Regions from separate parts of the Homo sapiens genome. Here region 1 is linked to region 2. A link is an interaction called in ENCODE POLR2A ChIA-PET data of the cell type or tissue named here. Cell type or tissue: PC-3. All regions are shown on one strand. Links, peaks and the distances in the headings refer to the core of each region. The heading gives the core; the rest is flanking DNA.

Region 1 (5,386 bases), core at 295-5,294, 140 kb after region 2:
TCTTTGACTTCCTTTATGTGTATGTTGGTAAACTTAATGATGTCCCATGGGTCTCTGAGGCGCTATCCTTTTTTTCTCTATTCTTTTTTTTTTTGCTTGTATCTTAGACTAGATCATCTCAATTGACATATCTTCAATTTTTCTTATTCTTTCTTCTGCTAATTCAATATGCTGTTGAACTCTTCTACTAAATTTTAATTTCAGTTCTTTTATACTTTGAAATAGCTAGTTTTTAAAATAGTTTCTATGTATTGATATTTGATGAGACATCATAATTACCTTTAATTCCTTAGACATAGTTTCTGTTAGTTCTTTGAACATATTTAAACTCTTTGTCTCGTAAGTCCAACATCTGGGTTTCCTCAGAGACAGTCTCTATTGGCTGTTTTTCCCCTTTTTGGGGGCCATATCGTCATGCTTCTTTGCATGTCTCATTTTTTGTTGTTCTTGAAAACTGGACACTTTACATAATAAAATGTAGCGACTTTGGTAATCAGATTCCCCTTCTCCCAGAGTGGGGTTGTTTGTGACTGTTATTGTTGCTGCTGCTGTTTGTTTGCTTAGTGTCTTTTCTACATAATTCTATAAGGTCTATATTTTTTGCATGTAACTACTGAAGTCTCTATAGTTAGCTTAGTGGTTGGGTAATGGTTGGATAGAGATTTCCTTAAGGAATTTGAACCAGTAAGTCTTCCAACCTTTGCCAAATGGCTACGGTGTATGTTGAGGCATGCCTTCAGTGATCTGGCAGGCAATTTACAACTTTGCTTTAATCTTCCTAAAGATGAACTTTAGCCTCTCTAAAACCAAATTTTGCACGGAGCCTCAAGATCAGCCTAAGGTGAGAAACTGGAGCCTTCTCAATTCTTTCCTGGGCATGCACACAACCCTAAGCATGCATGTGGCCTCCTAGAATCTCAGAAATATGTTGGAATTTTTCAAAGCCCTTTATGGATATCTCACTCCCCAGTTTTTCCTTTTAAGATTTTTGGTCAGCCTCATGCTGCCTCCAGCAGTGGTGATGTTAAACCATTGCTATTCATTGATTTTTACAAATGCTCTGGTGAAAAGGTTGTTTGCATGGAACATGCTCTCAGTGAGGTAAAATAAAGACAAGCTTTGAGAATGGAGCTTTTCCAGGGAGTTTCCAGAGATGTCAAATATGACAATTCTCTGGGGATGGGGCTTTTGGGGGGAGCTCCAAATCCATTCTGCCCATTGCCGTGGCTGCTAGGCTGCTGGTTTTCATAGCTACTATAGTGAAAGGCTATAGGTTTTCAAGGCTACCATGGAGCTATAGAGCAAGGGATGGGGACAGGGTCACTCCACAAAGGTCACTGCTCTTACTGAGGTTCATCTGATGTTCTTGAATAAACACTCCTTAGATTGTTGCAAGCCTTTGGTTAATTGCCAGAATTCTGAATTTTGACAATTTTTGCCAGTGATCTCCTTGTTTTTACAAAGGGGCAGATTTTGAGAAGTACTAACTTTACCATTTTGCAAGTGCTTCTCCTAGTAAGTATTTTAAGCTGAATGGAAAGGAAAGCACAACATATCAAATGTTTTGGGATTCTGCTAAAGCAATAATTAGGGGAAACGTTATAGCACTCACCACCTCTGTTAGAAAATAAGACAGGATTCAAAACCATGACCTCAGCTCTCACCTTAAAAAACTAGAAAAAGAAGATTAATGAAACACAAAGTAAGCAGAAGAAAGAAAATAGTAACAATCAGAGCAGAAATCAATGAAATAGAAGACAGATAAACAACACAGAAAGTAAATGCAACACAAAGCTGGTACATTGAGGAGATAAATAAAATTGATGTACCTCTAGACAGATTAATCAGTACGGGGTTGGGGTGTGATAACACAAATATTCAACATCAGGAATGAAAGAAGGGGCATCACTACACAATCTGCACATATTAAAAGTATAATAAAGGAATATTATTAACAATTTTATACCAATAAATTTGACAATTCATATAAAATTAATAAATCCCTGGAAAGTCAGAAACTATCAAATGCCAGTCAAGAAGTAGATAAACTGGATACTTCCACATCTGTTAAAGAAAGTGAATTCATAGCAAAATTTTATCCACAAGAACTCTGATTTTTAAAAAAATAAATCAAAGAAGATCTAAATTAATAGAGAGATATTCTATGCCCATGGCTGGGAAGTTCTGACAGTACTAAGATACCAGTTCTTCCCAACTTGATCTATAGGTTTAATGCAATCCAAATCAAAATCCCAGAAAGTTATTTGTGGTTATTGATAAACTAATTATAAAGTTTATCTGGAAAGGCAAAAGACTCAGAATAGCCAACATAATATTAAAGAAATAGAACAAACTCAGAGGACTGGCATTACTTGATTTCAAGATTATTATAAAGCACAGTAGTGAAAACAGTGTGATATTGGCATAAGAATAACAAACAGATCAAAAAACAGAATAGAGAGCTCAGGAACAGACACACACTAATATAATCAACTGACCCTGGTCAAAGGAGCAACGACAGTTCAATTGAGAAAAAAAAAACCAGTTTTTTTCAACAAATGGTGCCGGAACAACTGGACATCTACATGCAACAAAATGAATCCAGACACAGACCTTATACTTTTCACAAACATTAGCTTAAAATGAATCATAGGCCTAATGTAAAATGCAAAACTATAAAACCTCTGGGAGGTAACATAGGAGTCAATCTAGGTGAACTTGGGTCTAGCAATGGGTTCTTAGATATACTGCCAAAAGCATAATCCATGAAAGAAAAAAAACTGATAAGTTGGACTTCATTAAAATGTAAAACTTCTGCCACGTGAAAGACACAGCTAAGAGAATGAAAAGGCAAATTACAGACTGGGAGAAAATCTTTGCAAAACACACGTGTGACATAGGACTTATATCCAAAACACACAGAGAACTCTGAAAACTCAACAATAAGAAAATGAATACTCAATTTAACAAAAATGGGCAAAAGATCAGAAGACACCTCAAGAAAAAAGATATTCAGGTAGCAAATAAGCATATGCAAAAATATTATGAAAATAAGCTCAATCTCATATGTCAATTGGGAATTGCATGTTTTTTAAAAATGAGATGCCACTGTACACCTATGGAAATAGCGAAAATCTAAAGCACTGATGAAGTATCTCAGAAAAAAATAACTTTCAATGTTAAAAAATGGTCATGGCAGCATCATCATAGTGAAAAAACAGGAAATAATCAAAATGTAGGCAGAAGACTAGCTCAATCTATTGAAGTATATTCACACAATGGAATATTATAGAGCAGCTGAAACAAACAAACGAGAACTATAAGGAACAACAGGAATGAGTTACAGCAACAAAATTGAGTTAAGAAAGCAAGCTGTAGACTATTATAGAGTGTATAAAGCAATTTTTATAAAGTAAATTTGAACAGTATGTTGTTTAGTGATGGGTTCATATGTGGTAAAAGTATTTTTGAAAATATAAAGCAAAGCTAAGCTCAAAACTGGCTAGTGGATTCTTCAGGGGGTTGGAGTGGAAGAAAGGGAGTCCACAGTGGGTTTCATCATTGTGCGACCATGTCCTACTTCTTAAGCTAGGTGATAGGTTCATTTAAAAAACATTGGCTGGGCATGGTGGTTCATTCCTGTAATCCCAACACTTTGGGAGGCCAAGAAAGGAGGATCACTTGAGGCCAGGAGTTTGAGACCAGTCTAGGCAACACAGTGAGACCCCATCTCTATGAAAATAAAAATTAGCCAGGCAAGGTGGCACATGCCTGTAGTCCTAATTACTCCGGAAGCTGAGAGGGGAAGTTTGCTTAAGCCCAGGAGTTGGAGGCTACAGTAGCAGCCTCCATGATTGTACCACTGCATTCCAGCCTGGGTGACAGAATGAGATCCTGTCTTGAAAACACACACACACACACACACACACACACACGCACACACTTCATACCTTGCTTATCAATTATATATATTCTTTCGTATGTATTCAATATAACATAGTTTATACATTTTAAAAGATGGTCTACTCATAACCCAAGATTGAGAAACACTGTCCCAGACCTATTTTCATTTAAAAAAATTCAGAATCAGTGTTAGCAAATCTCTCATGCCATTAAAATAATTCCCACTAAAGTACTCTCAGAAGGATAAAATCTAATTAATATAACTTCTTTTACAGTACTTTTGGTACTGTAAAATGTACCCTTAGTTAACGGAGAAAGTTGTATTCTCAAATATAATGTTAAAAGTCATTTTCAAAAATTATAGCTTTTGTTTTGAAAACATTGAGCTCCAGTTCTTATTTCTGATAGTACTATAAATAGACAGCAAGGCCAGGCTCTGTTATAATTACTGTTGTGAGGCCATGAATCACGTTGCCTGCGCATGGAGGAATGCTTATTGTTTTCTTCTTTATGCATTCAATTTACCCAAAAGTAATCTGAAACTCTTTGTGTGCAGGGGGTCAGGGCATGCCCCTTATAATTCCAGTAAGCACTGTTATCAGACCCATATAAACAAGGTTCCCACAGACCCTCACACGTTTAATGATAAGGAGCTAGTTCTCTATTAAAATCAATAGCTGGGGTTATGTTTTGAATTCAAAGAGCTTAGCTCATACTTGGTACCAGTCCATGGCATCAAAAGATGAGTAAAGATCAGTAAAACTGTTGACGACCTTGATTCATTCACTTTGCCCTTAGAAATTTTTTCCATGGGGTGCCACTAACAGGAGAGTAGCCCACCACTATTTGCCTTAGAAGCCCAGATTCATATTTCATTAAGAAGGAAATTGATATAGACTTTACACAGAATATCCAATAAGCTATTGGTTAAAATATGGGAGCAGTAGAGGTTTACCTTTTTATTAAAAAAAAAATAGGATAGCTATGTGTAAAAGCAAATAATGGTATTAGGGAGTATAGGTGTAAACAAAATGGGAAAGCTGTAGTGTTCTTCAAAAGATTTAGGGGCAGGAGGCCGGGCACGGTGGCTCATGCCTGTAATCCAGCACTTTGGGAGGCCAAGGGGGGCGGCTCACCTGGGGTCAGGAGTTCAAGACAAGCCTGGCCAACATGGTGAAACCCTATCTCTACTTCAAATACAAAAATTAGCTGGGTGTGGTGGCAGGCGCCTGTAATCCCAGCTGCGCAGGAGGCTGAGGCAGGAGAATTGCTAGAACCTGGGAGGCCGAGGGGGCAGTGAGCCAAGATTGCGCCATTGCACTCTAGCCTGGGGGACAAGAGCGAGACTTTTTCTGAAAAAAAAAGAAAAAAAGAAGAAAAAAGATTTAGGGGCAGGAAATATTCCCTGGGTACTTTACCTTTCTAGAGGTTTTTATTCTACCTTGGGTGAATTTCTGAATCTAGTCACAAAGAAATGTTGGAT
Region 2 (5,386 bases), core at 186-5,185:
GGAATAAAAGAATGAGTGATATAGATGTGATGCAATTCTTTCTCTTCCTCCTCCTCCAAATCTTCCTCTTTGACTTCCCCTCTTTTTCTCCTCCTCTTAATTTATTTAATGTTTACTGTGTGCCAAGTACTATGCTAGGATTATGTTCAAGACTGCTTATTAAATGCAACTGTTAGAAAATAGATGCTCCCTGTCTCATTTAAGAGTGCAAGTTGCTGAAAGCCAGAAGTGTGGGGGATTTCTCAGTTACAGTCTCCCGGGGTGCCATGGGGCTGAGAGCTGGTAGAAGGCTGGGATCCTAGGCAGCTCAGCATCTGCTGCCCTCTTTCTGAAGCAGTGAAGCCAGAGGTATTGTGTGTAACCTGAGACTACATTTTGCGTAAGATTTCTGTGGGTAATATTGTGGTAGCAGCAGGAATGGTGTGCAAGGTAAAACAAACATTTAACCATAGTCACTAAAGGTTAGATTTTCCCTTTATTAAATAATTTGTAATTAGGAGGCTTATGTTTCTAAAATCAAGTAAAGGAACATTAGAGCAAATGCTAGTACTTACTATTCTTATCTTACCTTCCTGATTCCATCTATTAATTCATAGGCTATGTGGTAACTGGATTCCTTCTTGTTATTCTGACATTTTTAGAGTTTGCAGGATTCTACCATCAAATGTTGAATAATTTCCATGAGGAATAGCAAGGTTGTAGAATTATTCCCAGCCCCCAGTAGAGCCATTGACTGCCATGAGCTGTATCCAAAAGCCCTGTCCTTCAGCAGTGTGATGTGGTCTGTCCTGTGTCATCTTCCTGGGGGGCCATGAAAGAAGCAGCAGGACTCTGATATACCGAAAGCTTTTGGCTAATAAAAGAAAGTTTCATATCTGAATTACTCCTTCCTGGGACATTATTATTATTATTATTATTATTATTAAAGAGATGGCCCAAGCAGGTCTCAAACTCCTGGCCTCAAGTGATCCTCCCACCTCGGCCTCCCAGAGTATTGGGATTATAGATGTGAGCCACTGCACCCAGCCATGGATTTGCATTTTAATAAGACCAAATTATCCCAAGTGCTCTTGGGAAATATTTATAGTAAAATAATGAAATAAAAAATAAAAGATAAGCAGTGATGATGACAGCCCAACTCAAAAGAGTTTCAAAATTCTCAATGTCTATATGGTAGAAAAATGGAGGCTCTAGAGACAAAATGGCTCAGTTTGCACTTTTGGTTCTGACATTTACCGTTTAACTTCTCTAAGATTTTTTTCTGTGCATTTGTCTTAAACAGTATCTACCTATTGAGAAAATTAAATAAGCTAATGCCTATAAAATTCCTGACACTGTGCTTGGCATATAATAGACTCAGTAAATATAAATTTCTTTGCAGCAAATAGTGTGTTAATTGCATAGCCGCAGTAAGAAGTCAGCTTGAGCTTGGGCAACATGGCAAAAATTAACTGGGTGTGATAATGTGTACCTGTAGTCCCAACTACTCGGGAGGCTGAAGTGCCATGATTGCACCACTGTACTCCAGCCTGGGTGACAAAGTGAGGCCTTGTCTCAAAAAAAAAAAAAAAAAAAAAAGTCAGCTTGGCAGAACTATGCTTTTATTTCTACCTTATGCAGTAGAGATAAAAAGGCACTTGGAATGTCAGACCTTGAATTTTTGAGTAGACTTGCAGCATTGATCTGCACAGCCTAATTTCCTATGGGGAATGGGGAACTCTTTCCCCCACTTCTTGGGGTCTTGTCCATCATGAGGCCTTACTTCCTGCCCCAGGAGAGACATGTGGTCCTAGCAAAGTCAACCATGATCTTCCTTGAGATTTGATAGAGAGCCTGTCTTCCTTTTGGGTTGTGAGCAGAAAGGCTGTCATCCTAAGATCACAGTACTTGGTACTGTAGAGCAAGTACCATCAGGAAGAGTCGTTCTGAGAATGGAGCCAGCACAGAGGAAAGTAAGCCTAGGGAAGGAGAGAGTCCTGATGAGTGTCTGAGCCTCTGAGTTCAGCCATGCCCAAGACCTTCTGCACTACATGAAGCAGTAAATCCTCCCTTTTTTCTTTGTTTACACTTGCTTGATTTAGGGGACACTCAGTGTGTATATAAGTAGAAATAAAACCATAGTTATGCCAAGCTGACTTCTAAGGTGACTGTGGTTACACAATTAATACACTTTTTTTGTTGCAGGGAAATTATATTTTCTGAGTTTATTAGATGCCATGTCCCAGTGTGTATTCCGAAACAAATATTACCAAACCTAGTGAAGAAGTGAGAGTTCTCTGACTTACTATTCATGTTCCATTTTAGTTGCAATGAAATGTAGCCTTAAGTCAGAGCTGCTGTTAAGGAATAGCAGGTTCACTTCAATTAATGTTGTTGAGCCCATGATTCAGAAAACTCTGAGCCAGGTGTTCTGAAAGGTATGATGATGAGTAACACATGCTTCCTACTAATGGATTCTTTCTTTAAAAAGTTACATGGCCTTGTAAAAAGAAATCTGTGAGACCTCAAAGTTTATTATGCCTTGAACGTAAAAAGCCAAGATAAAGGATATTGATTGATGCTTTCAGTCTAACAAGCAAAGCCATGCCTCTTACATGCCCAGGGAGTTCCATAGCTAAGTCACTGAGAGTGAGTTAATTACTACCCAAATTGGAAATTACCTTAAGCTTCTATCCCAGGCAGGATTTACAACTTGACATGAACAAACAGTTCCTACAGCAAACATCTTAGCAAATAAAATCTTCTGTGACTAACATTCATAATGTGAGTTACAAGTTAACAGACCTTGAAACTATTAAAATAAATCTTTCAGTTGCATGGTAAAGTTCTTTGCCCTTAGCAAATAGTCATAGACAAAAGCGGAACTGTATGATGAAAATATAAAGAATAAGTATAGCTTTAACTTAAATTATATGGTAACTAGAACATAAATGTTGTTAATTTTATTAAAGGTTAAATCAGAGATATTTGAGGCTTATAATTTTCTGCACTTATTTATATACTTTCCCCCAAAACTTATGAATTTAGTCAAGAACATTAATAAACCTATTATGTATCTATGTAGTGCCAGGGAGAAAGTGATATACAAACAAGATGCTTGGTGTGGATTGACAGAGGATCTCATATTCCCAAGGGAGTCAGAGCTCACCTAGTTACCTAGTTTGTAGTGCTGATGGGAGAGGGAAGAAGGAATCAGGTGGAAAGGGTGATTCACTCTAAACGACCTGGCTCAGAGCCCCTCCCCGGCTTCTCTCCTGACTTCGAGGTCAGATAGTAGTTGTTGGCATTTGCCATGTGAATTACATCAGGCTTCAGTTTGATGTCTCATATCTGACTGTTTAAGCAAAAATATAATTCACACTTTCTAAGCATTTTAAATGTTCAGCTAAAGTTAGCTGTGAAATGCAGCCTTTTCAGGATTTGATTGATAGCTGATAAACTGGCAAGCAGATGACTTGTTAATCTCAGACTTTCTATCTAGGGCTATTGTAGTCAGACTTTGTTTAGAGTACTGGCCAGCTGGAGTGTGACCTGAGGGAGGCCAGGATGGTGACGAGCCTGGAAACCACATCACAAGAGGAAAGCTGAAGGACTCAGGCAGCTTAGCTGGGAGGAGAGAAGGTAGAAGAATTAGTGGTCTTAGAACATTTAGAGGGCTCTTTAATGTGGAAGCAAAAGAAGAGTTGTTTTGTATGGCTCTAGGGGAACAGAATTAGGACAGTGAGTGTTAGTTTAACACATTTTCTTTTGGTGGTCTTAGAAGCCAGTGGTAAAGATACATTAAACCCAGTAGTATTCTAATTATGTTTGCAGTAAATCTTGTTTTAAACAATGAAAATACTGAAATGGGATCATAAAATAGAGAAGTTCTCATAGTCAAATTTTGTATTAGTAATTCATAATAAATTGCCTGAGAGAAGATTTTTTAAGGCAGAATTTTCAAACTATTTTAAGTCACCGAACAATTTAAATGGAAGAGCAAAATTTTTTTAAATTTTATTTTAAGTTCTGGGATACCTGTGCAGAGTGTGCAGGTTTGTTAGGTAAATGTGTGCCATGGTGGTTTGCTCCACCCATCAACCCATCACCCAGGTATTAAGCCTTGCATGCATTAGCTATTTATCCGGATACTCTCTTGCCCCTCATCCACCCAACAGGCCCCAGTGTGTGCTGTTCCCCTCCCTGTGTACATGTGCTCTCATTGTTCAGCCCCTACTTGTAAGTGAGAACATGTGGTGTTTGTTTTTTTTTTCTGTTCCTGTGTTAGTTTGCTGAGGATAGTGGCTTCCATATCCATCCATGTCCCTGCAAAGGACATGATCTTGTTCCTTTTTAAGGCTGCATAGTATTCCATGGTGTATATGTACCACATTTTCTTTATCTAGTCTATCATTGATGGGCATTTGGGTTGATTCCATGTCTTTGCTATTGTGAATAGTGCTGCAATAAACATACGTGTGCGTGTATCTTTATAATAGAATGATTTATATTTTTTTGGGCATATACCCAGTAATGGGATTGCTGGGTCAAATGGTATTTCTGGTTCTGGGTCTTTGAGGAATCTCCACACTGTCTTCCACAGTGGTTGAACTAATTTACATTCCCACCAACAGTGTAAAAGTGTTCCTGTTTCTCCAGCCTCGCCAGCATCTGTTATTTCTTGACATTTTAATAATCGCCATTCTAACTGGTATTAGATGGTATCTTATTGTGGTTTTGATTTGCGTTTCTCTAATGATCAGTGATGCTGAGCTGTTTTTCATATATTTGTTGGCTGCACAGATGTCTTCTTTTGAGAAGTGTCTGTTCATGTCTTTTGCCCACTTTTTAATGGGGTGGTTTGTTTTTTTCTTGTAAATTTGTTTAAGTTCTTTGTAGATTCTGGATATTAGCCCTTGGTCAGATGGATAGATTGCAAAATTTCCTCCCATTCTTTAGGTTGTCTGTTCACTATGATAATAGTTTCTTTTGCTGTGCAGAAGCTTTTTAGTTTAATTAGATTCCACTTGTTAATTTTTGCTTAGAACACCAAAATTTTCATGAAAAAATGTCTACCTTTTTATTTTCCTTAATTTATAGTCACTATTAAATGAATATTTTAATGGCCCGGCACAGTGGCTCATGACTGTAATCCCAGCACTTTGGGAGGCCGAGGTGGGTGGATCACCTGAGGTTGGGAGTTTGAGACCAGCCTGACCAACATGGAGAAACCCCTTCTCTACTAAAAATACAAAGTTAGCTGGGCGTAGTGGCACATGCCTGTAATCGCAGCTACTCAGCAGGCTGAGGCAGGAGAATCGCTTGAACCCAGGAGGTGGAGGTTGCAGTGAGCTGAGATTGCACCATTGCGCAACAAGAGCGAATGCAGCCTGGGCAACAAGAGCAA

Evidence for each region. Peaks named below come from ENCODE experiments on the same cell type or tissue, not always from the same donor. Only the 100,000 strongest peaks of a DNase experiment are listed, where the experiment ranks them.
Region 1: POLR2A ChIA-PET joins it to region 2 with 15 read pairs; 2 of 35 experiments call an interaction of 5 or more read pairs at or near these places.

The regions. Positions count from the first base shown.
Region 1 is chr6:131,393,904-131,399,289 of GRCh38, forward strand. The region is part of intron 3 of LOC105378005 (a long non-coding RNA gene); the gene reads right to left. Among named protein-coding and RNA genes, the nearest start is that of ARG1, 180 kb to the right of the region's middle. In PC-3, for the core only: no CTCF peak of the experiment used is centred there; no DNase peak of the experiment used is centred there.
Region 2 is chr6:131,255,812-131,261,197 of GRCh38, forward strand. All of the region lies in intron 7 of AKAP7 (A-kinase anchoring protein 7), which reads left to right. Among named protein-coding and RNA genes, the nearest start is that of AKAP7, 120 kb to the left of the region's middle. In PC-3, for the core only: no CTCF peak of the experiment used is centred there; no DNase peak of the experiment used is centred there; H3K27ac peaks cover 3,150 bases.